2 separate regions of the Homo sapiens genome follow, and region 1 is linked to region 2. A link is a loop called in an ENCODE intact Hi-C map of the cell type or tissue named here. Cell type or tissue: mammary epithelial cell. All regions are shown on one strand. Each heading gives the region's core, and the rest is flanking DNA. Links, peaks and the distances in the headings are about the cores only. Region 1 has its middle 49 kb from the start of RNF38. Region 2 overlaps RNF38 (ring finger protein 38).

Evidence for each region. A loop is a pair of places that touch in the nucleus more often than their neighbours do. Peaks named below come from ENCODE experiments on the same cell type or tissue, not always from the same donor. Only the 100,000 strongest peaks of a DNase experiment are listed, where the experiment ranks them.
Region 1: a loop joins it to region 2, with 6 times the contacts of the local background. A loop is called at or near these places in 2 of 110 quality-filtered maps.

What each region holds. Positions count from the first base shown.
Region 1 is chr9:36,441,996-36,457,459 of GRCh38, reverse strand. It overlaps a transcript of RNF38 not described here. Among named protein-coding and RNA genes, the nearest start is that of RNF38, 49 kb to the right of the region's middle. In mammary epithelial cell, for the core only: a CTCF peak has its summit at 7,123; no DNase peak of the experiment used is centred there.
Region 2 is chr9:36,330,604-36,346,067 of GRCh38, reverse strand. It overlaps RNF38 (ring finger protein 38), which reads left to right. Exons shown (of 12, transcript NM_022781.5): 10 at 1,115-1,236; 11 at 3,644-3,743; 12 at 6,254-9,668. The coding sequence ends at 6,316. Among named protein-coding and RNA genes, the nearest start is that of RNF38, 62 kb to the left of the region's middle. In mammary epithelial cell, for the core only: no CTCF peak of the experiment used is centred there; a DNase peak (open chromatin) is centred at 8,857; H3K27ac peaks cover 1,521 bases.

The DNA.
Region 1 (15,464 bases), core at 3,182-11,181, 110 kb before region 2:
TAATGGTGTAAGCAGAACTCAGTTGGAGGGATAGATGCATGTTTTTCTGTTATAGCTCAGTGGAAAAGAGTTACAATTAATAGATTAATTGCCAATTAAATGGTTTAAATTCAGTTAGAGGAAGTCTGTTTAAAGCATGCCTTACTCCAAAGTGTTACCTGTATGCAGTATGGGTTTCTGAAGATAGTTGTTTCTTATGTTTGGTTTAAATGTGATTGATTCCTATTAATTCAGTGCCTTCGTGTTTGGTAAGAAAGCAGGTACCTGTGATAAAGCTAGTTCTACTTTAATATAAATTCATCTAGCAGAAATCAGATTTTAAGGTTTTGTTTTATTTCTGGAAGGACCAGCATCCATGAATTTAAAGAATTAGGGCAAAATTTAGCTCCTTAATTAGTTTATACTTTATTGCATGATAATCTTGTAGGATGTGGGTGTTGATGAAGTAGTGCAAAAAGCAGCTGGACTAGAAACCAGCAGTTCTTTTCTGCTACAAAAAAACCCAGTGACCTTGGATGAGTCACTTAATCTTCTGGGCTTTTTGCTTATCTATAAAGCAGGGAGGTTGAACTCCTACACTTGTATTATTAAAGTTCTCATATCTTATAATTCTAAAACATATCTACCATTAAGTAAGTTAGCACAGTGATCAACATGGCCCAATCTGTTGGTCTTCATGCTTGGCACAATGCAGAATATAACAGTTCTGGATTCAGGGAGATAACGGGTATTTGTGCTAGCTAGCCTGGAATGGAAAAACAATGAGTATTCATTAGATTTAGTGTCCAGTAGGTTGAGAGGTGAATTGCAGGAAGAGGCCCAGAGAAACCCTCAGCCCAGCAGGAGAGACAGCCTTCACTGGCAAGGCAGAGTCTAGGATAGATCCTTGAAGAGAAAAACCAAGACCCTGAGATACATGAAAGCAGATGTCTAGTTTTCCAGATTCTATAGCATCAAAAAGTTTGATAATTGATGTTAGCGATGTTTATGTGTCATGAAAAGTTTAAAATTACTTTGCATTTTAGTGACTTATAACACACAGAAATGCATATTATATTTTGGAATAATTTCTGTTAAATATGGTTGAAATAAAAATTGTTTGAGACCAGCTACTGTGGCTCACGCCTGTAATCCCAGCATTTTGGGAGGCCGAGGTGGGCAGATCACCTGAGGCCAGAAGTTCGAGACCAGCCTGGCCAACATGGTGAAACCCGTTTCTACTAAAAATACAAAATTAGCCAGATGTGGTGGTGTACACCTGTAATCTCAGCTACTAGGAAGGCTGAGGAAGGAGAATTGCTGAGGCAGGAGGTGGAGGTTGCAGTGAGCTGAGATCACGCCACTGCCTGGATGGCAGACGAGACTCTGTCTCAAAAAAAAAATTATTTATTGGATTGTTATCAAGAAAATTCATCCAGGTGGAACTTCTTACTCCCTCTGATGCTAGAAAGAAATGGGAAGGCTACCTTTTCTGTGATTTGGTTAAATGGCAGTTTGTGAAAGAAAAAATGAATTAAGTTAAATTAGTGCACTTTTTTTTTTTTTTTTTGAGGTGGAGTCTTGCTCTGTCACCCAGGGTGAAGTGCAGTGGTGTGGTCTCGGCTCACTGCAACCTCCGCCCCCCAGATTCAAGCGATTCTCCTGCTTCAGCCTCCTGAGTAGCTGGGATTATAGACGTGCTGTAATTTTTGTACTTTTAGTAGAGACGGGGTTTCACCATCTTGGCCAGGCTGGTCTTGTCTCGGCTCACTGCAACCTCTGCCCCCCAGATTCAAGCGATTCTCCTGCCTCAGCCTCCCAACTAGCTGAGATTATAGATGTGCTGTAATTTTTGTACTTTTAGTAGAGACGGGGTTTCACCATCTTGGCCAGGCTGGTCTTGAACTCCTGACCTCATGATCCACCCGCCTCGGCCTCCCAAAGTGCTGGGATTATAGGCGTGAGCCACCGCGTCCAGCTAAATGAGTGCACTTTTAAACTATTTGCTCCTTAGCTTCCTTCTGGAGATAATTGAGAGTTGACTCCTTTTAGTGTTGTGCTTACTATTAAAGAAACAAAACTTTCTCAACTGAGATAAAGTACAATATTTCATTTACAAGGCTGGACACAGTGGCTAATGCCTGTAATCCCAGCACTTTGGGAGGCCGAGGCAGGTGGATCACTGGAGGCCTGGAGTTTGAGACCAGCCTAGCCAACACAGTGAAATGCCCGTCTCTACTAAAAACAGGAAAAATTAGCTGGACATGGTGGTCCGTGCCTGTGATCCCAGCTACTCAGGAGGCTGAGGCATGAGAATCACTTGAGCCTGGGAGGCGGGGGTTGCAGTGAGCCAAGATCGCACCACCGCACTCTGCACATGGCGACAGAATGAGACTGTGTCTCAGAAAAAAAAAAAAGAGATTGCATTTGCAGTTTATGTTCTTAAGAATTTGTTTCTTTATACGCATGGGAGTTGAATACTGATGAGTTTGATTTTTCACATTTGTAGCAAATGAAGTTTAGTTGGATACAACACAGTTTTTGTTAACTAGCATAAATATATAACCTTGAAAATCTGTTTACAGGATTTAAAATTAGGTCGGGTGCAGTGGCTCACGCCTTTAACCCCAGCACTTTGAGAGACCGAGGCGGGTGGATCATTTAAGGTCAGGAGTTCAAGACCAGCCTGGCCAACATGGTGAAACCCTGTCTGTACTAAAAATATAGAAAATTAGCCAGTCCTGGTAGTGAACACCTGTAATCCCAGCTACTAAGCAGGCTGAAGCAGGAGAATCACTTGAACCTGGGAGGCGGAGGTTGCAGTGAGCCGAGATTGTGCCACTGCACTGCAGCCGGGGCGACAGAGTAAGACTCCGTCTCAAAAAAAAAAAAAAAAAAAAGTAAATTAATGTATAATTGATATTTTTATTAGGCATAATTTTTTTCTCAGGTTTTCAGAAACACCTAACATAATATTTGTGCAATGTTGAGATGTGAAATAATGTAATAGGTATGATATTTTGTTTTCTAGGGTATAAAAATGTATGATAGAGGCTGGGCGTGGTGGTTCATGCCTGTAACCCCAGCACTTTGGGAGGCCGAGGTGGGCGGATTACTTGAGGTCAGTAGTTCTAGACCAGCCTGGCCAACATTGGCAAAACCACGTCTCTACTAAAAATACAAAACAAAATTAGCCAGGCATGGTGGCGGATGCCTGTAATCCCAGTTACAACAGAGGCTGAGGCAGGAGAATCATTTGAACCTGGCAGGTGGAGGTTGCAGTGAGCCGAGATTGCGCCACTGCACTTCAGCCTGGGTGACAGAGTGAGACTCTGTCTCAAAAAAAAAAAAAGTATGAAAGAATTTTATGTATTTGTGGTATTGTAGGTACATTTTAATATTTGTTATGGAAAAATCTTAAACATAGCTTTAGAGAGACTAGTATAACAAACCCATGCGTACCCATTACTAAGGTTCAATAATTATTAGAGTGGCAATTTTATGCATCTCCACTTCTACCTTCTCCCCTCATCCCTACTTTGTGTTATTTTGAATGATTCTAAACAACATATCATTTATCTATAAATATTTCAGTATGAATCTCTAATCGTGTACATGACTACTATGTCATTATCACACTTAAAAACTAATTATTCTCTGGCTGTGTGCAATGACTCACATCAGTTATTTTGTGTATAACTGAGGCGGGAGGATTGCTTGAAAGTAGGAGTTCGAGACCAGCCTGTGCAACATGGCAAGACCTCATCTTTACAAAAAATTTTTTAAAACTTAGCTCAGTGGCGGGCGCAGTGGCTCATGCCTATAATCCCAGCACTTTGGGAGGCCAAGGCAGTGGATCACTTGGGGTCAAGAGTTCAAGACCAGCTTGGCCAACATGGTGAAACCCCGTCTCTACTAAAAATATAGAAAATTAGCCAGTCGTGGCAGCGTGCGCCTGTAATCCCAGCTACTTGGGAGGCTGAGGCAGGAGAATTGCTTGAACCCAGGAGGTGGAGGTTGCATTGATCTGAGATCGCACCATTGCACTCCAGCCTGGGTAACAGAGTGAGACTCCGTCTCAAAAAAAAAAAAAAAAAAATTACCTGAACATGGTGGCATGCACCTGTGGTCCCAGCTACTGGAGAAGCTGAGGCAGCAAGATTGCTTGAGTTCTGGGACTTTGAGGCTGCAGTGAGCTGTGTTTGTGCCAGTGCACTCCAGCCAGGGCAACAGAGCAAGACTCTGTCTCAAAATAATAATAATAATAATATTTCCACTTCACACTTGTTAAGATGGCTATAATAATAGAAGACAGACAACAACACGTTGTCAAGGATGTGGAGAAATTGGAACATTCAGACTGGTGGTGGGAATGTAAAATGGTGCAGCCACTTTAGAAAACAGTTTGGCCGTTCCTCAAAAAGTTTAATATAGAATTACTGTGTGACCCAGCAGTTCCACTCCTAGATACCCAACGTAATTGAAAACGTAAGTCTACACAGAAGCTGTATACAAATGTTCACAGGATTGATCATTATTCATTATAGCTGAAAAACAGAAACAATTCAAATGCCCTTCCGCTGATGAATAAACAAAAATTAGTATGCCCATACAATGGCATATTATTCATAAAAATAAACAAGGTTTTGGCCGGGTGCAGTGGCTCATGCCTGTAATCTCATCACTTCAGAAGGCCAGGGCAGGCGGATCACTTGAGGCCAGGACTTTGAGACCAGCCTGGCCAACATGGCAAAACCCCATCTCTACCAAAAATACAAAAATTAGCTGGGCATGGTGGCGCACACCTATAGTCCCAGCTACTTGGGAGGCTGAGGCAGGAGAGTCGCTTGAACCAGGAGGTGGAGGTTGCAGCGAGCTGAGATTGTGCCACTGCACTGCAGCCTGGGCAACAGAGTGAGACTCCATCTCAAGAAAAAAAAAAAAAAGCAAGATTTTGCTAACATGCCACAACATGGATGAACATTCAAAACATGCTAAGTGAAAGAAACCAGACACAAAAGAGCACATGTAGTATGCGTCTATTTATGTAAAAATGTCTAGAATAGGCAAATTCATTGGGAAAGTAAATTAATGATTATCTAGGGCTGGAGGAGGGGAGAATGGGGGAGAGCTGACTGCTAATGGATACAGGGTTTCTTTTTGGGATGATGAAAATGTTCTAGAATTAGTGGTGACTGATGAACAACCCAGTGAATATACTAAAACCACTTTAAGAACATTTTAAAGTTTTTTTAAAGACATCAGCTCAGTCTGTTACCTAGGCTGGAGTGCAGTGGTGTGATCACGGCTCAATGCACTCTTCAACTCCTTGGGTGCTCAAGTGGTTCTCCCACTTCAGCCTCCTGAGTAGCTAGAACTGTAGGCACACGGCATCGTGTGTGTCTATTTTTTTTAAAAAAATTTTTAGTAGAGATGGGATCTCACTATGTGGCCCAGGCTATTCTTGAACTCCTGAGCTCAAGTGATCCATCCTCCCTGGCCTCCCAAAGTATTGGGATTACAGGGGTGAGCCACCGCGCCTGGCCTTAAAAAGTTTTTTTTTTAAAAAAGTTTGCTCGAATTAGGATCCACATCAACTAATACTTTGTAAGTGATTCACAGTGCTTCTCAAATCTTTACTATATATTGCCTTTCCCTTTTATCATTAAAAAAATACTGCAAGCCGGGTGCAGTGGCTAATGCCTGTAATCCCAGCACTTTGGGAGGCCGAGGTGGGCGGATCACCTGAGGTCAGGAGTTGAAGACCAGCCTGACTAACATGGAGAAACCCAGTCTCTACTAAAAATACAAAATTAGCTGGGCATGGTGGCACATGCCTGTAATCCCAGCTATTAGGGAGGCTGAGGCAGGAGAATCGCTTGAACCTGGGAGGCGGAGGTTGCTGTGAACCGAGATTGCACCATTGCACTCCAGCCTGAGCAACAAAAGCGAAACTCCGTCTCAAAAAAAAAAAAAAAAAAAAAAAAAACTACTACAATTTTTTTTTCTTCTTTAAGATGGAGTTTCACTCTTGTTGCACAGGCAGGAGTGCAGTGGTGCCATCTCGGCTCACTGCGACCTCCAGCCTCCCGGCTTCAAGCGATTCTCCTGTCTCAGCCTCCTGAGTAGCTGGGATTATAGATGCGTGCCACCACACCTGGCTAATCTTTTCTATTTTTAGTAGAGATGGGATTTCACCATGTTGGCCAGGCTGGTCTCAAACTCCTGACCTCAAGTGATCCTCCTGCCTCGGCCTCCCAAAGTGCTGGGATTACAGACATGAGCCACTGCGCCCGGCCAAAATACTGCAGTTTATTTGTTGAAGAAAGCCGCTTGTTTGTTCCATAACTTTTTAGTTTGAACTTTGCTGATTGCATTCCCAAGGTGCGTATTAACACAGTCCTCTGTGTTTTCTCTTTGCACTGCATTGGTTGCTAGAATTAGAGGTTCAGTCGTATTTAAGTATACTTTATTTGGAATTGGGGAATGCAAGACTACATCATAAGGGAGTTCTGTTCTGTCATTAGGAGACTCATATTGTCTGGTTATCTCACTTTTGTGATGATTGATTTTTGCCTCAACCTGTGGGGCTTGGCTGGAGTGCAATGGCACGATCTCGGCTTACCGCAACCTCCACCTCCTGGGTTCAAGTGATTCTCCTGCCTCAGCCTCCCAAGTAGCTGGGATTACAGGCATGAACCACCACGCCAGGCCATTTTTGTATTTTTAGTAGAGACGGGGTTTTAACATGTTGGCCAGGCTGTTCTCAAACTCCTGACCTCAGGTGATTCGCCCACCTCAGCCTCCCAAAGTGCTAGGATTACAGGCATGAGCCACTGCGCCTGGCTCTAGGTTAATTTTGAGAATTGAATAGGTATAGTGATGATTAAGTTAGGAAATACTCACCAAGTTCTATATTTTGAGCTTTTATTTGGTTTTAAAATTGTTCCCTGAAATTCTTTGTTTGCAGTTTGCATGAGTTTAGTTATTATAGATTTTAGAGGGAAATTAAAACATGTAGAAATTTATAGTTATGTACCTAGGTGGTTTTGGTGAGTGAAATTTTAACTTTTCTAATTCTTGGGAGAAAGTACTAGTGGTTCCCTGCCTTTCCTCCCAATTTAGGGCAGCCATGTTGCTCTCTTGCCACCTGGTGGCAGCATATTACAGTTTAAAAGTTATTAAGCCTTTTGAGAATATAATTATATAAAAAAAAAGTCAAGTGGGAGTGGGAAGTTACTGCTTACTGGGTACAGGGTTTTTGTTGGGGGCAACAAAAAAGTTTTGGAAATAGAGTGATGATGGTTGCACAACTAAGCTTTATAATTGGGTTTCGAAGAGTTAGGTTCATGCCACTGAATTTATGCTTAAAAATGGTTAAAATGGTGAAGTTTATGTATATTCTACCACAATAAAAAATACAAAAGAAAGGGATAGCCTTATGATAGTATATGATCGCATATAAATACATGAGGGAATTCAATAGTGCAGTTCCTGTGAACAGAGCGAATATGTTTGTCAATACTATGTATTTTATGGGGAGAAAGACCTAGACCAGCCTTTAAATCAGTGAGCTTCCAAAATTATATCAAATAGCAGAACTATGAAAAATAAAACATGATATTGGAACTCCTGAGTGAGAAGTCCACAAAGCTTCTTCCATCCAGTTGAGCAACTTCCCCTGCTTCTGCTTAATTGTAGGACCTGCAAATGTTTTTGTGTTTGTTGTTTACGAGATAAGGTCTAGGCTGGGAGCGGTGGCTCATGCCTGTAATCCCAGCACTTTGGGAGGCCGAGGTGGGCGGATCACAAGATTCGGAGATCGAGACCATCCTGGCTAACACGGTGAAACCCCGTCTCTATTAAAAATACAAAAAATTAGCCGGGCGTGTTGGCACGCGCCTGTAGTCCTATCTACTTGGGAGGCTGAGGCAGGAGAATTGCCTGAACCCAGGAGTCGGAGGTTGCAGTGAACCGAGATCGCGCCACTGCACTCCAGCCTGGGCGACAGAGTGATGCTCCATCTCAAAAAAAAAGGAAAAAAAAGAGAGAGATAGGGTCTCACTCTGTCACCCAGGCTGGAGTGCACTGGCACAATCACTGCTCATTTCAACCTCAGACTCCTGGGCTCAAGTGATCCTCCTGCCTCAGCCTCCCAAATATCTAGGATTATAGGTGTGTGCTACCATACCTGGCTGTTTATTTTATTTTTTGTAGAAATGAGGTCCTGCTGTGTTACTCAGGCTGGTCTCAAACACTTTGCCTTGATATCCTCCTGCCTAAGCCTCCCAAATGTTTTAAACCATGGCAAGTCTCTGAGTAGTTCTTGTGTAAATGGTGATACAGAAAAAATAATTCTACCAAAAAGCCATTATTAATAAGAGTTACAAGTATTTGTAGAGGAGATCTAGGTATCAGTTGTATGTTTTAACTGGTTTATAGTTTGGGTCTATTTCTTTCTTTCTTTCTTTCTTTTTTAATTTTTTTGAGACGGAGTCTCGCTTTGTCGCCCAGGCTGGAGTGCAGTGGCACAATCTTGGCTCACTGCAACCTCCACCTCGCTGGTTCAAGCAATTCCCTTGCCTCAGCCTCCCGAGTAGCTGGGATTGCAGGCGCCCAGCTAATTTTTTTGTATTTTTAATAGAGACAGGGTTTCACCATGTTGGCCAGACTGGTCTCAAACTCCTGACCTCAGGCAGTCCGCCCGCCTCTGTCTCCCAAAGTGCTGAGATTACAGGCTGAGCCACCGCGCCCGGCCCATTTGGGTCTGTTTCAACCTGAGATAATATATTTAGAACTTATCTGGGGGTGGGGCAGGCAATTTCTGAAGAACTTTGAATTTCAGAGCTGGAAGGCACTTTACATTATCTAGTTCTGCCTCTTCATTTTAAAGGTGTAAATACTGAGTTGCGGAGAGATTGACTTGAATAATATCACACAACTAGTCAGTTATTGATAGGGCTGGACTATTTGTACTATACCACCACTACTTTATAGCACAGATTTACCAAAAAGAAAACAGCTCTCTGCATGTGTCTAAGGACAGGACTAGTATTTGTTGTTTGTTGTTTCCCTTGTTTTCTTTTTCCTGATGATAATTGTGAGGTTCGTTTTTCAATATCAATCTCTGGTAACCAGAAGATTAAGTCAGCTAGAACATACAGCTCTGAGAAGTCTGGTTAAGAAGATTCTGCTATATTTGATCATTTATGTTTACATTTGTGCTTGCCTAATACTTAGATATAGTTTATCACAATGAATACAAACATAGTGGCTGCAGGGATATGGTTGGTTTGGGGTGGTAGATTGCTGGCCCAGGCCTTAAGAAGACCAGTTCTGTCCTCACTCTGCCCTCACCCTGTCATTAAGTTTCTGTGTGCCTTTGGGTAAGTCACCTCCCCTTTTGTGCTTGGTGTAAAATTGTAGATGTGATGAGCTTTAAAGGCTCTTTTCAGCACTGCAGAGCTGCATGTAGGCTTCAATATTACAGTGATGAATTGCCCTCTGTTATACTTCTAGTTCAGAAGAACTTAGGGGGTAGAAGCCGCTGCTCTTGGTTGCCTATGAGAGTAGTTAATGCACACAGTGAAAACAAAACCCAATTATGAAGTTCAGTTGAATGCATTTTCATTTAGTCCTATTAATACAGTTAGTAATTCTTCCCAGTGTTAAAATCTCAAGCTTCCTCTTGGTCTGGACCCTAAGGTCATTGAGTTTGAGAGAAAGCAAATGGTAGTTGGCCATTCTTCCTATGTTTACATTTCTGTAGGTACTCAGTTGTTATTTTGAATACTGTACCAAGTATCCTAAGACAGCTGAAGAGTTCAGATTATATTAAAATGCATATTTTCATTAGGCTTCTTCGGTGGCTTATTCCTTTCCTTAGTACCTGTTTTAGCAGGTTGGTTGTTACTGACCACTTACTAGTATTATATATTATCAGATGCCTACACATTTAGGGCTTGAGGTGTGCAGCTATTTACTGCTGATTTGGAATCCTTTAGAGATAGCAGAATTTTAGTTAGAAATTCGTCTCCTGAATTTACGGTAAATGAATTCGTATCATGGCTTTCCATTCAGGACTGTTTAATACCTACTGTGTGCCCAGCACTGTCCTAGGCTTTTAATCAATTCATGTAAGTCATGGCTTCTGCTCTCAAGCAACTTTTGGTCTAGAAGGAGAAGCAAAACAGTGTGATGTATTGTGATAGGTGTATGCAGAGGTCTGTGTAAATACAGGAGGAGTCATCTAAAATTGGGCTATTAGGTCACAGTGATGAGACTCCTTACTCAAAATTTTTGGCCACACTTAATCACAAGCACTTAATCAGATTTAAATTTTTTTTTTTTTTTTTGGAGACAGTCTTGCCCTGTTGCCCAGGCTGGAGTGCAGTGACACGATCTCAACTCACTGCAACCTCCATCTCCTGTGTTCAAGCAATTCTCCTGCCTCAGCCTCCCAAGTAGCTAGGAATACAGGCATCCGCCACCACACCCAGCTATGTTTTTTTTTTTTGTATTTTTGGTAGAGACGGTTTCACCACATTGGCCAGATTGGTCTCGAACTCCTGACCTCAAGTGATCCGCCCACCTCAGCCTCCCAAAGTGCTGGGATTACAAGCATGAGCCACCATGCCTGACTTTTTTTTTTTTTTTTTTTTTTTTTTTTTCTTGAGGCGGAGTCTCACTCTGTCGCCCAGGCTGAAGTGCAGTGGTGCAATCTCGGCTCACTGCAACCTCTGCCTCCTGGGTTCAAGTGATTCTTCTGCCTCAGCGTCCCGTGTAGCTGGGATTACAGGCGGGGGCCATCATGCCTGGCTAACTTTCTGTGTTTTTAGTAGAGACGGGGTTTCACCATGTTGCCCAGGCTGGTCTCAAACTCCTGACCTCAAGTGATCCTTCTGCCTCAGCTTCCCAAAGTGTTGGGATTACAGGCGTGAGCCACTGCGCCTGGGCCGATGTGTATTTCAACTTAATAAAGTGTTTTCAGATTTAATTTGTACTTTAATAAAAGAAAGAAAGAAACAGTTGTTTCCAAACCATTCCCTTGTCCCAAATTTTCTTGTGCAGGAAACACAGGGGAGAAAAAAGCATTTCATGTAAACTGTTGTACTGAATTTCTGTTGTCCTCAACTCTTACAGATTGTTGGGAGAAGCCTTGCTGTTTATATGAGTGCTTCATATTAACTGGTTTCCTTCAAACTCCAGGAACAGAAACTAACCCTTTTTGTGATACAAATCAGTGTAACATTCCCAGAGTTTGTACTTGAGGGGCCAGAATTCTTAGCAGAGGCTGCTGGCATAGTTAACGCTTGGGCAGGGCTAAGTCACTGGGAAACTGCCTGACATGATCAGAGGTTCAGGTGTGCTCATGGACCACACAGAACAGCCTGAGAGTTTGTAGCACATCACAAAGCTTGGTGGACTTCCCTGTGTAAGAGCCAAAACTTTGTTTAAGAGGCGGGAAAGATGGAAGACAAGGACTGGATTCAAGCAGAATGCACGTGGGAGAATAAAACAACTCAGGGACTAAGTGCTACACTGTGTGGCAACGGCTCTGAAGTTCCACATCAGGGGGAATCGTTTGAGCCTGATAGTTGAAAGGGAGAAGAATCTGAATACATTTTTCCCTAGGCTGTCATTTCAGGTGACATGTTAAAGCTGTGGTGTTTTGTGACACCTTACGGTGTCTTGTGACACTCCTTGATATCAGCTGGCAATCTGAAGTAGTAGATTGAAAAACTGGAGTAAGGAGTTGTCGGCTGGCTTTTCAGAGAGCTGCATGCCTCCTTACTTTAGAGGAGTCTTTTACCAGCTAGTTCTCTCTACCCTTCACCATCCTCCAGTGGTTCTGGCTTGTGGTTTGATTCCCCTGTCTTAGCATGGACTGTTTCACTCTCTCTCATCCCAACTCCAATTTATTCATAAGCATCTCTATACCCGTATGGGTTCCATTGCTTTCATACATATGGTGACCAGTTATCCAAACTCAAATTGTGTAGAAGGTCTGATGAAGGAATTTAGTTGTAAAATTATTAATATGAAAAAGAATGCAACAAATAAGTAATTATGCAGTTAAATAACCATTATTGAAAAGAAAAACATGAAATCATATGTCTCAAAATTGGGGGCACCTGGCCACAAAATCTACTTTGTATGACTCTTGTCTTTATCCTTACCATGTTCAACTTCTCTGCTACGTTCAAATTTTCCCAGAAAGCATTTCATGATCAACTTCATTCTACCTGGATTTTTTTCTGTTCTTTGGTTCCAGTACTTGCTATTTATTGCTGATAGGTTGTCTGTAAGTGCGTACCTTCTCTGTCATTCTAGAATGGAAGCATCATGTCACAACAGACTGTCCCATCGCAAAAGACGGTGAAGTGTCACCCTTGTGGATGCTGAACCCCAGTGGGGCTCCAGGTGTTCTGGGTCCCCTAGCATAGTCCAGGAGATTTGAACCTTTGTAGTTTATGCAGGATTTGTTTGGGTCTGAGGGATAGTGGATTAACCAGAAATCTCTGGCGATCACTGATAGGTCTCAAAAAAAAAAAAAAAAAAGAGAATGGCTCTTAAAGCTGCAGTATGAAACTATTTTAAATTTTCAGGTTACTAAAGAGCACTAATGGCATTTTATTTGAGGGGTGTGGTATTCCCTTATTTATTCAAATCTTTTTTTGAGACAGGGTTTTCACTCCTATCTCCCAGGTTGGAGTGCAGTGGTGCGATCTCAGCTCACTGCAACCTCTGCCTGCTGGATTCAAGTGATTTTCCCACCTCAGCCTCCCAAGTAGCTGGGACTATAGGTGTGCACCACCACTTCTGGCTAATTTTTGTATTTTTGGTAGAGATGGGATTTCAGTATGTTGGTCAGGCTGGTCTCAAACTCCTGACCTCAAATGATCTGCCTGTTTCAACCTCCCAAAGTGCTGGGATTACAGGCATGTGCCATCATGCCTGGCCTTTTTCTTGATTTTTAATTGAACTTCCTGTTAATCACTCTTATTTTTCTTCAGCTTTTAAGTTCCAGGGTACAAGTGCAGGAAATGCAGGTTTGTTACATAGGTAAACGTGTGACATGGTGGTTTGCAGCACAGATTAACCTATCACCTTGGTATTAAGCCCAGCATCCATTAGCTATTCTTCCTGATGCTCTCCCTTCCCCCCAACCTGCAACCCTCATTTTTTTTTCTTGAAACCCTTTGCCTTTGGTTTCAGTGAACTGTTCTATCCTGATCTTTCACCGTCCTTTTTTAAAATTACTTCTTTTCAGGTGCTTTTGTGGCTTTTTCTTTGTCCATGTCCTAAATCAAGAATGGCTAGCTGACTGTCAAATCTTGTTTGCAGATGTTTTATTGGCCCTCAGAGTGTTTTGAAAACATTATTGTAGTTGCTAACAATAAAAATATTTAAAATCTGAATGTGTGGCTTTTTTGGGGAAAAGATGACCTGGCTTCACTTCGGTGTCCATTTTCCTGTGGCAGTGATCATTAGAGCTGCTCTTCTGGGAGGGGAACATGCTGGCTCCAGCCTGCTTGGTTCTGTCGAGTGACTTCACTCATTCATTAGCCAAAAGTTGACTGTAGTTAATTTTGTCTCTGTACATTTCAATTTGCAACACCTATCTTCTGTGTATATTCACCATGTTCTTATCCGTAACCTCCTGTTTTCTCTCCACTCGCTCTCCCTGAGCACCTCTGTTCCCATTAGTCATGGAAACCAGATGGATGAGTCTGTTTACCATCCTATTTTTTTTCAGTTCAGTGGTTATGCCTGCCTTTCAGCGTTTAAGTTCATTTCTTTTTTGCATTTTAATTACATTCTTTTTGTTGCTTTCTGGTCTATATGGTTTGATGGCTTGAAATAATTTTCCAGCATTGAATGTTAGTTAAGTCTTTATCTATTTGTAGTGATTCCTAATTGTCATTTTGTCATTTGAGTCTTCTGTGTCCCAACAACTGAGTGGTTGTTGTATTGTGCATATAAATAATATAAAGATAGAATTGCTTTGTTTTTCCTTTTTAATGTAAATATATAGCATTGATATTTTTCTCACTCTTGCAACTTTCAGCCATTGCTTTAATATCTTCGTGTGAAAATCGGTCTTTGAGGTTTATGCTATTTTTCCCTATAACCCCTTTTTGCTGTCTTCTATTAAAGCTCTAGGCACAGACATTTCTCTCATCCTGCACCCCTCAATTCATCAGAGATTTTATTATCTGGCTCACAGTGTTGCTGTCCCCACTCCAGGTCTTGCCATCACTATGCCTGCGGACAATCCATTTAATATTTCACTCTCTAGGAGCTTAATCTATGTGGAGATAACAAACATATTAAAAACAGTATGATACTTAAAAATAACGTTTTAAGGCATCCATAGAAGTGGCATAAGCCTGTGTTTGAAACAAAGCCGTAATTGGGGGATGGACACCTCTTTTCTTCTAGGTTCACATTTCCATGTGGAGGGACATCACTGTGTAATTCCCTTGGCTTCTCTTTGCGCCCAGAGGAGGACTTACTAATCTCATTGAAGAATTTGGGTGAGCAACTAGGCAGGGCTTAGGAGCCAGCCACTTGTAGCCTATTCTTGGAAGCTGCAAATTTTCCAGAAACAGATCTCTATGTGGGTAGGCCTATAGTTTTCCAACTGCTACTGTTATTGGGTGAGCGAATTGCTCAATTCCAGCAGACACTTATTTTTTTGAGACTGAGCCTCTCTCTGTTGCCAGGCTAGAGTGCAATAGCACGATCTCGGCTCGCTGCAACCTCTGCTTTCCAGGTTCAAGTGATTCTCCTTCCTCAGCCTCCCGAGTAGCTGGGACTATAGGGCGTGCCACCACACCCGGCTAATTTTTGTATTTTTAATAGAGATGGGGTTTCACCATGTTAACCTGGATGGTCTCGATCTCCTGACCTCATGATCCGCCCGCCTCGGCCTCCCAAAGTGCTGGGATTACAGGCGTGAGCCACTGCGCCTGGCAGGTGTCTTTAATTTTTAATGTATTTTTAAAATATGAGCTTTATAATTAAGCTGACAGTTTGGTCACTATCTGACTTTTTTGGTCATATTTCTCCCTTTTTCCAGAAATGAGTGGGTAGGTGGATGGAGGGAAGGGATTTTATTTAATGAACCCCCAAGCTCCAATAGTAGTCATTGCTAAAAGTTCATAGGGGAGATGATACCATCTAGCTTTTTTGAGGCTTGAGTTGGATATTGAGGGATGGCAGAATTGAGGTAGAGTTTTAAAGATGGGTCTAACAGTATGAGAACATTCAGTCAGATTACGGTGAGTTCAAAGAACAGGAAGTTGACAGCCGGTTTGAGCTAAGGCTTTGGCAAGAGTTGGTAGTGATGAGATTAGGAAGATTGGAATGCCTGATGGACAGATTTGACTCTCCCCCTCCCCCCCTTATAAGTAGGAGGAAGCTATTGATGGTTCCTATGTAGGGGAATGACAAGGTTAAACTGATGTATTCAGAAAGAA
Region 2 (15,464 bases), core at 5,016-13,015:
AAATGAAGAATGATAAAATAAGAATATTACTGTTTTGCCATTTTTAATGAATTAATGGATCTTGACAGTATTCCATCATTGGCTGCTAACATAACCAGTGGACACGATGGGTCTTATGGTATAAGTATTCACATCTCCCTATTTATAGGACAAGGGGGCAAGGGATTTGTTAAACCCAGTGGGTCAGGGATGGGAGGTTCATTTAGCAGATTTCAAACTGGGAATTTCTACAGCTCATTAACCTGGTTTCTTCAAATTTAAGAGTGAAAAAGAGTCTTGAGACATATTAGGCCATGGTAAGTTACGGATTTGTTTGGATCCTTATTTGAACAAACTACTTTTTAAAGTTTTGAATTGAAAACAAAGACATTTGAACGTTAATTGGTCATTTGATGTTAAAGAATTAGTGTTAATATTTTAGGTGTGATGATGTCATTGTGGTTATATTCTAAAAAGTCTATCTTTTTAGAGCAGCGATTCTCAACCTGGGGACAGTTTGTCCCCTAGGGGATATTTGGGAATGTGTGGAAACATTTTTGGTTGTTACAGCTAGGGGGTGTTAACTGGCACTGAGAGTAGAGGGAGGCCAGGAATGCTGCAAAACATCCTGTAGTCCCCAGGCCAGCCCCGACAACAAAGAATTATCCAGCTCACAGGGTCAAAGTTACTAACTTTGTTTTACAGATGCACTTGATACAAATGAAATGATACCATCTTTCAGTTTTGTTTTAAAATAAGGTGAGGTTTAGGATAGATTGTAATAGGTAAAAGATTAGCCATGGACTATTGACCTGCGTAATGGATAGATCAAGGTTCATTAATGTTACTTTTCTCCTTTTGTATGTGTTTAGATTTTTTCATAAGAAACATTTAAAAAATTATTTTAATAGGGCTGCAGTGGTACGCAATTGTAGCTCCAGATACTCAGAAGGCTGAGGCAAGAGTATTGCATGAGGTCAGGAGTTCGAGGCCACAGTGCACAATGATCATGCCTGTGAACAGCCGCTATACTCTAGCCTGGGCAACATAGCAGGACTCCATCTCTTAAAAAAAAAAAGTATTGGAATGCAAAATGTAAAGATAGATGAAAATATGTCGTCTTTTACCGCTGCAGGCCCTGTTAAACCTGGCAGAGCGACTGGGAGAGGCAAAGCCTCGTGGACTGACTAAAGCAGATATTGAACAACTTCCTTCTTATCGGTTCAATCCTAACAACCACCAGTCAGAACAGACTTTGTAAGTAAATTTTTCTGACATCACTGCTAAATTTCCTTTTCTACCTTTATGAAATAAAAGCTTAAGAGTCATTAAGGTAAAAGTTGGGAGAGGAAATAAAAAATTGAAAGAAAATGCTTAGGAGTCAGAGATAACTTTGATAAAGATAAGTTATCTTTATTTCATAGTCTAAACCAGTGCTTGTCCAGTAAGTCAATGTAGAGCTAATTAAATTAAAAATTAAATGTCTTAGTCGTACTAGCTAATAGCTGCTGTGTTGGGTGGTATGGATGTAGAACATTTCTGTCATCTTAGAAAGTTCTGTTAGGGCTGTTCTGGATTTTTATGTTGCTTAGCAATTTTGTTTCTAATTCACATTCTAGAATGTTTGTTTTCACACAAGATTGAAAATTCATGCACATAAAGTTTTGAGGTTCTTACCTAAAATTTCTGCTTAATATGGGATCTTTTAAAAATAGCTTTATTGATATATAATTTACATACCATAAAATTCCACTCATTTAAAATGTACAATTCAGGCCGGGCGCAGTGGCTCACACATGTAATCCCAGCACTCTGGGAGGCTGAGGCGAGTGGATCACCTATGGTCAGGAGCTTGAGACCAGCCTGGCCAACATGGCAAAACCCTGTCTCTACTAAAAATACAAAAATTAGCTGGACATGGTGGCAGGCACCTGTAATCCCAGCTACTCGAAAGGCTGAGGCAGGGAGAATTGCTTGAGCCCAGGAGGTGGAGGTTGCAGTGAGCCGAGATCACACCACTGCACTCCAGCCTGGGTGACAGAGCAAGACTCCATCTCAAAAATAATAATAATTTAAAAAGTACAATTCAGTGGTTTTTTGTATATTCATAGAGCTGTGTAACTATCACCACAATCAAATTTAGACCCATTGCATCACCCTAAAACAAAACCCCTCACCCACTGGCAACACTCGTCATATTTCTACCTCACCTTGGTGCCTCCTCCCCATCCCCAGTCTACACTGTGTCTATATAGATTACACATAAATGGGGTCATACAATATAGGGTCTTTTTGTGTCTAGCATCTTTCACTTAGCATAACTTTTTCTATATTGTAGCTTTTACTGGTAAGTCATTTCTTTTTATGGCCAAATAATATTCCATTGTATAGATCATATTTTTTTTTCGTCGATGGATGGACATTTGGGTTTCCACTTTGGGATTGAATAATGCCAAAGCTAAATAATGGCTTTGAATCACTCTATATTGTCTATTTTTTTTTATTATAGCCAGTCTAGTGATTGTGAAGTGGTATTTCCTGCAGATTTGATTTGCATTTCCCTGATGGCTAATGATCTTGAGTGTGTTTTCATGTGCTACTAGCCATTTGTGTACCTTCTTTCCAGAAATGTCTATTCTGATCCTTGCTTCATTTTCCATAAATTGGTTTGTCTTTGTATTATTGAGTTGTAGAGGTTTTATACATATTATAGATCTCACCAGATAAATTATCTTCAAAAATGTCTTCTCTCAGAACAGGGATCTCTGAGGAATAGAATAATAAAAAGTGTAAAAAAAATGTTTTGCCATTCTGTGGATTGTTGAGTTTTTCAGTGATGTCCTTTGAAGCACAAAATGTTTAAATTTTGATTTTGGTTTATTTCAGCCTACACTAAGCCCTCTGTATTCAACCAACCAAAGATTGAAAATATTCAGGAAAAAATAAAAATAGAAAATAACAATAGAGCAATACATAGTACAAATAAAGAACAATACAGTATAACAACTATTTACATAGCACTTACATTGTATTAAGTATTATAGTGATGATTTTAAAGCATATGGGAGGGTGTGCATAGGTCACAAATACTATACCATTGTATATAAAGGATTTGAACATCTGCAGATTTTAGTATCCATTGCAGGTCCTAGAAATCAATCCCCCTCAAATACTGAAGAACAACTGCATTTCTTTTTTTCTTGTTAATTCTTGTGCTTTTAATGTCATCTCCAAGAAACCATTGTCTAATCCAAGGTCATGAAAATTTACTGTGTTTTCTTCTAAGAGGTTAATAGATCAGCTCTTAACACTTAAGCTTTTGATCCATTTGAGTCAGTTTTTATATATGGTATGAGGTAGGGGTCCACCTTTATTCTTTTGTATGTGGACATCCAGTTCTAATACCATTTTTTTTTAAATAGTATAGAATCTTTGGTATTAAGATTGACTTGATGTTAACTAGAAATTTTCTTGCTAATCTGTCAGCAAAGCAAAACTCTTACTGCCTTAACATCACAATTTTTTCAGGGTATTGGTTGATAATTTTGTTTAAAAATTTAAGTGACGTTTTGATAACAGAATAAATTATCTTGTAGGTTTCAGTAGTCATAACAATAGAAAACCATCTGGTTTTGTGGTTAAATGATCTTTTTGCTTTTTTTAGGTGTGTAGTATGCATGTGTGATTTTGAGTCAAGGCAGCTACTTAGAGTCTTACCCTGTAACCACGAGTTCCATGCCAAGTGTGTTGACAAATGGCTTAAGGTAAAGTGATGACATCTTTAAAGGAAATGACATTGAATTTTCTATTTTATTGACCATGGATTAGAGTAAGTTCATAGCTCAGTGGACAGGAAGGAAGACAAAATGGAAACACAGCTTTCAGTATGATCTCTGCAAATGAGAAAAGGCCAGTAAAAATTAACTGCAGTCAACAACATAGGAGTGACTATACAAAATCCAAAATGGATGACCTCTTGACAATCAGTATGTCCTTTTTCATGGTATATAGGGACAAGGCCCGAACTTGCTAGGCCACAGTTTGAGAGTTTAGAAGGCTACCTAATTATAGCTCTATTTTCAGAGGTTAGCATGGAGAAAAATACATCTAGTGTTTTTATTTAATTCTGACCATTTTCTCCTTTGTATATATGAACAAAAGCACAAAGGACACAAATCCTAAGAGTGGCTATGCCAGAGTGAAATTATTGCAGGGGCTTCTTTATATATATATATATATATATATATATATATATATATATATATATATATATATATATATATATATATATATATTTTGAAACAGGGTCTCAGTGTGTCACCCAGTCTGGAGTGCAGCGGTACAGTCATGGCTCAATGTAGCCTTGACATCCCAGGCTCAAGCGAGACTGGGTGTCACTATGTTGCCCAGACTGGTCTGGAACTCTTGGGCCCAAGCAATCCTCCCACCTCAGCCTCCCAAAGTGTTGGGATTATATACTGCACCTGGCTATTTAATGTTTAAAAAAAAAAGTTTACAAAAGCTGCTTTTTTACTCTTCATAGTTTCATAGTCTCAAATTGTGATACAGTAAAATGTGATACAGTAAAAGAATTTTAATAGGCTGGGTGCAGTGGCTCCATGACTATATAAAAAAAATATAGTCAAATTTATGTTATTTTTTAAATTAAGTGTTCCGGTTTGGATAAAACTAGATAACCTTACTATTTGGTGAGGAAGATAAAGTCAGTTCTGAGGGAGCACAGTTCCAGAGATCTAGTTTAGCCCAAACTCAATCCTGAAGACAAAGAGTCTTAAATTATTTTAAAAGGAAAGCATTATATGTGTAAATCCCTGACACGTGCGGACAGAGAATCAGAAAACCACAAGTTCCGTGTGGCTGATAGTTGGAATGTGAGGAAGAGTGGGAAAAGAAAAGGTGTTCAGAGATAAAATCAATGAGCGGCTTGTTGTGAAGCCACTCTGAAGCGTAAAGGAGTTTAGTGTGATCCTGAAAGCATTTGGGAAGTATATAACAGACTGTTTTATAGAAGGATTTCTGGCCACTGTTCTAATAAAAGAGGTAATTTCTGAGAGACAGGGAGATAGAATAAAGACATGGTGGGCCAGAGAATGGATAGTAGCAACTAGATGAAAAGAGGGACTGATTTGAGAATTACTGTAATGCAGAAATAAGATTATGTGCTGAATAATGGGGTTGTAGGAAGTAGGAGAGCAGGTGATGCTTATGTGTCTGGCATTAGCAACTCCACAAATTATGGTCCCATTTGTTGAAATGGAGAAAGCAAATTTAGGAGCCAGGGAACAGGTGAGTAAGTAGAGCTATCAGTATAGAGTCAGTCACCTATTTTACAATCAAGCTTTCCTCGGTACCACTAAATGTTTTCTGTGACTTCATTCCATTAAGAATAGCCAAGGGGCCAGGAATGGTGACTCAGGCATGTAATCCCAACATTTTGGGAGGCAAAGGCAGGAGGATCATTTGAGGCCTGGAGTTTGAGACCAGCCTGGGCAACTTAGTGAAACCCGTCTTTTAAATTGGTTGGGTGTGGTGGCACACACCTGTTAATCCTAGGTTTTCAGGAAGCTGAAGCAGGAGGATCACTTAGGCCCAGGAGTTCAAGTCTGTAGTGAGCTGTAGTCATGCCACTGTGCTCCTGTGGGCAACAGGGTTTAACCCTGTCTCAAAAAACGGGGGAAAAAAAGACTAACCAAGCTTTTACTTTAATGTCAGTTGTTAACTTGGTCCAAACTGGTCAATGGTAATCTTGTTTATATATTTTAACAGACCTACTAAAAATCATTCATGGCGGCCAGGCGCAGTGGCTCACGCCTGTAATCCCAGCACCTTGGGAGGCCATGGTGGGTGGATCACCCGAGGTCAGGAGTTTGAGACCAGCCTGACCAACATGGTGAAACCCCGTCTCTACTAAAATACAAAAATTAGCCAGGCATGGTGGTGGGCACCTGTAATCTCAGCTGCTCGGGAGGCTGAGACGGGAGAATCGCTTGAACCCAGGAGGCAGTGGTTGCAGTGAGTTGAGATCGTGCCATTGCACTCCAGCCTGGGCAACAAGAGCGAAACTCCATCTCAAAAAAAAAATTCCTGGGCTAATTCGGAGGTTTATGGGTTAAAAAAAGGCAAAAATTGCTTTGTACCTCTTCAGAGGAAGAAAGAATGTAAAAACTGTGGGAAGTAAAAGTAGTTCCATTGCTTTGAATGTGTTTCATTGTATGTGTCACAATTTAAACAAGTTTTCCTTTTTGTTTTGTAGGCAAATCGTACTTGCCCAATTTGCCGAGCTGATGCTTCAGAAGTGCATCGGGATTCAGAATGACCAACCTAAGAAGCACAAATTTAGTTTGGGTGTTCCTCATCACATGTATATACGGACTATCCATTGAACTTAATCTGTGTGGCTTCCAGCCCTCCCTTTACCAAAAGGGTCAATGGACCTTTCTTTGCACTGTGTGACTTAATCAACTATAAAAGCTTACAATTAGTCTTCACAGTTATGGGATTGTTATACTAACCGTGTGATTGGAACTCCAAAGACTTTTTCTTTAGCTTAATTTTGTGTGTGCACTAACATTCCCTGGTTTTTGTGTGATCATTCCGAGTGTTGCTGCAAGATTACAGTGGACGTGATCTTTTAGCATGTGCTTTTATAAAAAGTGGTAGCTACAGATGATATAGCAATCTACCTTATATAGAGCCTTCAGAAACTGTGAGTGGAAATGAATGCGCAGCGTATGACTGTTGGTGATAAGTGTATCTGTGTGAGTGTGTGCAACTACTTGTGTGAGGGCATGGTAGCTAACGTGTGTATGAGATCCTATATACCAGCATGTACCAAGAATGTGTGTGTAGTTTTAATTATGCTGCAATGTATAATCTGGTGTGTTATTTAAACAGCACTAGTACTGTACACTGGTTTTTTTCCCTTGTGTTTGCTGTTGCACACTGATTGCTGAGGGTGCATCAATTACAAGCATTGAATACTCCATCCCCTTCCCTCCCAGTGAATGGAATGAGAAAAGCCTTCTTCCTTTGCTTCAGGCAGCTGTCACCTTCTCTTTATTGGTGGTCCTAAGTGGGTCACTTAAGAAAAAAAAGTGTAACAAATTCTCGCTCCATGAACCTGGTTTTTTTTTATTCTGTTGTGGAAATTTTTAAATCTCCAACTTGCTGTTTCCAAAAAGAAGGTGCAATATCATATATCATCAGTTAGCAATATTAGCATTTCAATCAGTGATTTGAATGTTGATACTTTTTTTTCCTTTACATTTCCAGTAAGTTTCTTACAGAAAGTACCTGTGATTTTTTTTAATGTTTAGATTTGTAGTCTAGTCTATTCTGAAGATATTTGATTAATATATTTCTAAGAAGACCACTAGTCCCATGAAGTCTCACCTTGTTGACTTCCACCAGAACAAAACCTGTTAATTCAGCTTGACTTCTCATATGTGTTCTGTGTTCAAGCTCCTGTGGGCAACTCAATTGTTTTAAGAAAACTCTATTTCTGTTCATATTAATTCACTTGCCAGACTCCAATTCTGAAAGTTGTCTAGTTCTTCCTTCATCACACGTGCTTCTCATCGAAACCCTGGTTTCAGGATGGATCAAGTGCTGTTACAGCTCATGTTCCTTAGACCTGATTTGTTTTGATATTTTACTGCCTTTCCTTTTAATTTTTGTTTGAATGAGAAAAGTTTAATACAACAGGTGTCCAGAATACTTGCAGTATAAATGAAGATTTGGTTTTTGTATAAAAAAATAATGCTGTTAAACAGGAGTTGACCTTCATTTAGTTGATGTAATACATAGCTGTATGGGGTTTTTTTTAGTAAGTTCTTTGAGCATAATTCACTTTAAAGTCATTTTTCCAGCAATGTTTAAATTACTTTCTCATTCTTTTAGTGTATTCAACATTGTCTGCCTCTTCCTGCAGTTGATGTAATTGCTTTGTTTGCAATAGCACAAGCTGCATTATTCCAGTCAGGACTGTGATAACTTGCTGCCAGCCCCACTCAACTTTCAGTTGGCTCTGTGTCAGTTTTCCATTCAGTGTTAACTACTTGTTACTGCCATGCTGCTTGCCCTCCCTTGAAGTGTCTATAAGCTCATCACAGCCTAGAGTTAAGTAAAGTCAATTCACAGAAGCACAATTTTGCCCTTTGCGAGACATTGTTGCCTCTATCTAGTCCTACAAGTAGGGTTTTGCATACTGTGTTTGCCCCTAGGGTTGTCAGTGCATCAGAAATACTTCTAAATAGTGGTAAAAATGCACATGGTTAATGCACATGTTACTTTTAAATCATTAGGATATCCCTCACCTGTTCCTGATGAATAAAAAGTGTGTTAAAGACCAAAATTCTTGGCATAATAATCAGCTACATACAAATCACATATAGTTTAATCTTTTTTAATGAAAAAAAATCATGTTTAAAATGGCAAAAGCCCATCTTATACACTTTTATATAGCTGCAAAAAATTTATATCTGTACAGATCTAACACTACGACACTCAGTATTCATTTTATTGAAGCATGCAAGTAAAGCACTTTTTCTAATTTATATAGAGGTATCTAATTAACACAGCACATTGTACTAATGACTAGGAGTAGCAGCTTTTTCTTCTCTCCCTCTATGAATTCTTATAATGTCCCTTTTTCTGTAAGTTTTTGAGAGGCAATTGGCAATTTAGGAGGCAGCAGGGTCTGTTTTGGTCAAATCTTGAATTTCGTTGTTGCACTCTAGTGACTGATCTTTGGGAATGTCTTGTCTTTGCATGGGGCTCATAGAGATGTGTGCAGACTTGCTTATTGTGGTTAGTGTGTATCAGGAACACACACACAGGTGTTCTGACCAGCTCAGGCTTGCCACAGTGAGCAACTCTGTGGCTAGCAAAAGAGAAGTTTATTTGTGCCCAGCCATTGGTCACCTTGGGTGATGCACCAGATAGCAGGCAGATGTTGGTTCATTGGCCTTCGTCCTCTTTCCTCCTAAAATAATATTGGCTTTACCATCTTAACTCAGCTGTGGGTTTTTTGTGGGTTCTTGTTTGTTTTTTGGCATGAATTGTCATCTTTGGTGTTTTTTTAACCCCCAGCCCCTCAAAAAAATAAGGCCTCCAGGTATCAAGATCTCATATTAGGATTTTCTGTCCTTAATTTTTTGAGCAAAATCTGGAAAATGTGAAAGCATATTTAGATTTTATATACTATCTGAAATGTGATTTGTTAAGATTCTTAAATTTGGGCCTCTTAGAATAATTTTGAATGAGATCTACCGACTCACTTGTGAGAATATTTTTCACAGATTATCTTTGGGCCTTTTCATTAGAAAGCTGTTTGTTTGTCCCCCTGTTGGTACATTTGGTTACCTCATTTTGCCGTTTCAGATTGTGAAAGCTCACAGGGGTGTTTTTTGGAATCATTTGCTGAGTCATTTTCTCAAATCATATTCCATTGTATCAGTTAACATATAGTTTTAAATGTATGTATTATAAATATCTGTAACCAAATCATTTGAAGGCTTGATAAATTTTTAACAAAGTTTGTACATTTTTTATGAAAGTTACTAGTAATGCTTTACTAAGTAGTGCAATGAATTTTTATTTTTAATCCCTGTGCCCAATTTTGGAGTTGAGAGGGTTGTTGGTAATAAATGTATGATGTACACTTAAAACATCTGTTGTGTTTCATGTCACTGTGTTAGGGATGGGGAAGGGTTGTATATGCATGGGGATGGAGAGATAGATAGCAGCAGGAAGATAGAGCTGGGTTGAATTACTGGCTGCCAGATTCTGTATTTCTGCATTTGTGTAAACAACTTAGAAATGCAAAAGTAACTAGCGTTGTAACATATGGTACATATTTATATATTTTATATATATATATATATATATATTTTTTTTTTTTTTTTTTTTTGAGACAGAATCTCACTCTGTCACCCATGCTGGGGTGCTCAATCTCAGCTCACTGTAACCTCTGCAGCCCTGGTTCAAGCGATTCTCCTGCCTCAGTCTCCCAAGTAGCTGGGATCCCGCCACTGTGCCTGGCTAATTTTTGTATTTTTAGTAGAGACAGGGTTTCACCATTTTGGCCAGGCTGGTCTTGAACTCCTGACCTCGTGATCCACCCACCTCAGCCTCCCAAAGTGCTGGGATTATAGGCGTGAGCCACCGCGCCCGGCCATATTTATATTTTTATAAAGGCCAAGAACATAGCAGAAAGAGTATAGCCAAACATGGTATATGCATATTGAACAGTAGAGATACATAAGTAGAGCCTGGCAACATAGTGAGACCCCCATCTCTACAAAAATGTTTTAAAAATTAGCTGGGCCTGGTGGCGCACACCTATAGTCCTAGCTACTTAGAAGTCTGAGGTTGGAGGATCACTTGAGCCCAGGAATTTGAGGTTACAGTGAGCTATATTTGTGCCACTGCACTCCAGCCTGGGCAATAGCAAGAAGACCCTGTCTCTTCAGGAAAAATAAAAAATAAAAGGCTGGGTGTGGTGGCTCACACCTGTAGTCCTGGCACTTTGGGAGGCTGAGTTGGGCGGATCATGAGGTCAGGAGTTCAAGACCAGCCTGGCCAACCTGGTGAAACCCTGTCTCACTAAAAATACAAAAATTAGCCAGGCATGGTGGCACATGTCTGTAATCCCAGCTACTTGGGAGGCTGAGGCGGGAGAATCACTTGAACCAGGGAGGCGTAGGTTGCGGTGAGCCAAGATCGTGCCACTGCACTCCAGCCTGGGTGACAGCAAGACTCCATCTTGGGAAGGCGGTAAAAAAAAAAAAAAGATAACGTAGGTAACTAGAATTCAACTAGAGTTCTTTCTACAAGACTGCAATAGACAACTATTTAGATTTGTCCACATTAGCTACAGTTTATATACAACTTACTGTCAACATAATATGGAAGGAGGAGCCTCTGCTTGTCATTTTCCATATATGTTTGTATAATAGTTTTCCTTTGACTAAAAAAGGAAGGAAATATAAACAATCTACATAGGCTTTGTTAATTAAGATTTTACCCTCTTGACTGGCTCCAGTACTCCTCTGACAGAAGTGACCACATCCTGATTTTATTCCCTCCTTTTTCCAACATACGTAGAAGAGTACTTGTGTTTAACTTTGAATGTTTCAAGAAACCCAAAACTTAACACCATGTCTTATGACAGAGGCATTTACTGCTAAGTACCCATGCACTATCCCAAGTCACCCTACTTACATAAGTCATGGAGGGGCATGGTTCTGGCCAAGGGCCTGTAAGCATAGGCTATGTGGCCTTTCCATGCAGAAGCATATATAAAAGCCAGCTCTCTTCGTCTGCTTGGGTAGTGGCGGCCTGAGTCACTCCCTAGAAAAGAGTTGTGTTTTTTGTTTTGTTTTGTTTTTTTCCCCTGCTCTGTCCCCCAGGCTGGAGTGCAGTGACGTGATCTCGGCTCACGGCAACCTCTGTCTCCTGGGTTCAAGTGATTCTCCTGCTTCAGCCTCCCGAGTAGCTGGGATTCAAAGTATGTGCCACAACACCCATCTAATTTTTGTATTTTTAGTAAAGACGGGGTTTTGCCATGTTGGCCAGGCTGGTCTCAAACTCCTGACCTCAGGTGATTCACCCGCCTCAGCCTCCCAAAGTGCTGGGGTTACAGGCATGAGCCACTGCGCCTGGCCGGGAGGATGAGATTCTTATGAATGGGATCACATCACACAGCCAATGTTTCAGCTCTCTTGTACACTTTAATGAACTGGATGAACAAGGCCGTTCAATAAAGTGTAATTAGCCACATGATTTTAAATTTTGTGAGCCACATTAAAAACAGTTGAAATTATTTTTAATATTCAGTCCAATATGCCAAAATATTTCTACTGTAATATTAAGATACTTTATATTTTCTCATACCAAGTCTTTGAAATCCAGTGTGTATGTTACATTGATGATGCATCTCAGTTTGGACCAGCCACATTTCAAATGCTCAGTAGCCACACGTGCATAGTGGCCAAGTTAGATGGCACAGGTCTAGACCAGAACTATGCAGAGTTAACCTGGTTTCTAAAGAGTTGAACGTTACTCGTGAGATCCCAAGATGACTTTCTATTATTGTATGCCTTAACAAACTACAGTATGATTTTAAAACATTTTATTCTATATATAGTTGAATGTAACTTTTGTTGCTACAATACATTAGAAAATACTCATTTTTAAAGCAGTCTTAATTTCTCTGAAGCTGCCATAGATTCAAGAACAAAGCTCCTTGTTTGTCAGTAAATCTTCAGATATATTTGCTTGAATTCACAGCTATTTAAAATAATTGGGCCAGGCACAGTGGCTCCCGTCTGTAATCCCAGTACTTTGGAGGCCAAGGTGGGTGGATCACTTGAGGCCAGGAGTTCAAGACCAGCCTAGCCAACATGGTGAAACCCCATCTCTACTAAACATACAAAAAAAAAAAAAAAGGGCTGGGCATGGTGGCTCACGCCTGTAATCCCAACACTTTGGGAGGCCAAGGCAGGCGGATCATGCGGTCAAGAGATCGAGACCATCCTGGCAAACATGGTGAAACCCTGTCTCTACTAAAAATATAAAAATTTGCTGGGTGTGGTGGCGCATGTCTGTAGTCCCAGCTACTTGGGAGGCTGAGGCAGGAGAATCATTTGAACCCAGGAGGTAGAGGTTGCAGTGAGCTGAGATCGCACCACTGCACTCCAGCCTGGTGACCCAGCGAGACTCCATCTCAAAAAAAAGAAAAAGCCGGGCGAGGTAGCAGATGCCTACTGTAATCCCAGCTACTCGGGAGGCTGAGGCAGGAGAATCACTTGAACCCAGGAGGCAGAGGTTGCAGTGAGCCAAGATCATGTCACTGCACTCCAGTCTGGGCAACAGAGTGAGACTCCGTCTCAAAAAAAAAAATAATTTGATCCTCATAAAATTCAGCATTCCAAAGAATTGGGGGTAGGAAACTTGAGCCCCACTTTGAGATGGGGTGGATTCCTCTTGAGATACTCTACAGCACACATACTCTTGACCTTTTCATGTATCTCTGTCTCCTAATTTGGCAGGAAATATAGGAAAAGGAACAAGGGAAAAACATAGTGACAGCCAGGAATATTGAATGTCACCTTATAATCTGAAAATATGTGGTAGAATTAGTTTGGATGTTTTCCCACTATATAGAAGAAGTGACTTGTTCAGGAAGAAGAAATCCACATCCCCTTCAAATGTCTAGTTCTTGGTCTACACATGGGAACAATACATGGTGACTGGTTAATAACCAATGGTCCACACCTAGGAGTCTGCCAGGACCCACTAGTCTGGCTAAATAAGGTGGTTATTGTATATCTTCTGGTGAAGAGTTCTCCAGTTGGGTGTGGTGGCTCACACCTGTAATCTCAGCACTTTGAGAGGCTGAGTCTGGCTGATGGCTTGAGCTCAGGAGTTTGAGACCAGGCTGGTCAACATGGCGAAACCTCATCTCTACAAAAAATACCAAAAAAAAAAAAAAAGCCGGACGTGATGGTGCACATCTGTAGTCCAGGCTACTAGGGAGGCTGAGGCAGGAGAATTGCCTGAGCCCAGGAGGTGGAGGCTGCAGTGAGCTCTGATCATGCCACTGCACTCCAGCCTGGATGACAGAGTGAGGCCCTGTCTTTAAAAAAAAAAAAATTCTCCAAATGTGTGCTGAGGCAGATTTCTGATAGTTCAAACTTAACCCTAGTATGATAGACATTTCTGTAGTCAGTGTAAGCAGTATGGTATCCAGACATCCTAATTGGCTCTTTTTCTCCTTTTCTGCTTTTGGACATCAGTACTAAACTTAAGCTGAATCAGAGGAAAATAACAACTCATCTACCAAAATAAGGCCGGTCCCCTTGCCAATAAAAAATGTGTCACTATCCATGGTGATTCACACTCAGAATGCCCCAGCCTTGATGCCATTAAAGAGGAAAATAGGTCACATTTACTCTAATTCCAGAAGATCTACAGGAAACTGGGACCATCTCTCTGATCCAAGCTACTAAATTTTAGTTAGGGAAACAAATCAGGAAAAAGAGCTCACGTTCAGTTATTCTTGTTCAACACACACAAAGAGAGGTCCAGGTCCTTGCTAAGGAATATTCACAACCTAACTCAGCTCCGCGAGCTTTTATTGAGCACCAGCTTATGCCAGGCAGCTTTGAAATCAGGTCTTTAGTGTATTCATTTCTTAGTGCTGCCATAACAAGTTACCACAAATGTGATGGCTTAAAGCAAAGTTATTCTCTCATAGTTGAGGCCACAAGTTAAAAGTCAAGATGTTGGCAGAGTTGGTTTTCTGTGATGGCTCTGGGGGAGAATTCATTCCATGCCTTTCCTAGTTTCTGATGGCTGCTAGCAACCCTTGGCTTATCTTGGCTTGTAGACATAACTCCAATCTCTGCTTCTGTCTTCACATGGCCACCTCCCACGTGTGTATCTTCTTCAGCTGGGTGGAAGTTCCCATGCCTCTACATAGATGTCAGCAATAAGATCGGCTGTAGGGATACTTGAAAGAAAAGCCCAATTCAGGCCGGGTACGGTGGCTCATCCCTGAAATCCCAGCATTTTGGGAGGCCGAGGCAAGCAGATCACCTGAGGTTGGGAGTTTGAGACCAGCCTGACCAACATGGAGAAATCCCATCTCTACTAAAAATACAAAATTAGTCAGGCATCGTGGCACATGCCTGTAATCCCAGCTACTCGGGAGGCTGAGGTAGGAGAATCACTTGAGCCCGGGAGGTGGAGGTTGTGATGACCAAGATTGTGCCATTGCACTCCAGCCTGGGCAACAAGAGCGAAAACCCCTCTCAAAAAATAGCCAGATTTGTTTCAACTCAATAAATCATTTGGATCTGTTCCAACAAATGAACTTGAGACTTCAGAATGTCTCATCATAAAGGATGGCCAAAATAATTTGGCCTAGAAAATGTTAACAAAGCTCACTCATTCCTGCAGTCAAAGATAAACCTCAGTCATGCTCTCACAGATTGATTTAGAGTAGCACTGCTTCCTGGTAGGTCCATGAAGATAAATTCACTATGAAATGTATCATCAGATAGATGAGCTTAAAGGGAATAGGAAGCCTACAACCTGTGTCCCACATGGAGAATCAAAATCTAGTGAACCTTGAAGACATGCTAAGTGAAAGCAGCCAGACACAAAAGGCCACTTATTGTATGATTCTGTTTATTTTTATTTTATTATTTTTTGAGACAGAGTCTCGCTCTGTCGCCCAGGCTGGAGTGCAGTGGCGCGATCTCTGCTCACTGCAAGCTCCGCCTCCCGGGTTCACGCCACTCTCCTGCCTCAGCCTCCCTAGTAGCTGGGATTACAGGCGTCGCCACCACACCCAGCTAATTTTTTGTATTTTTAGTAGAGACAGGGTTTCACCGTGTTAGCCAGGATGGTCTCGATCTCCTGACCTTGTGATCTGCTAGCCTCGGCCTCCCAAAGTG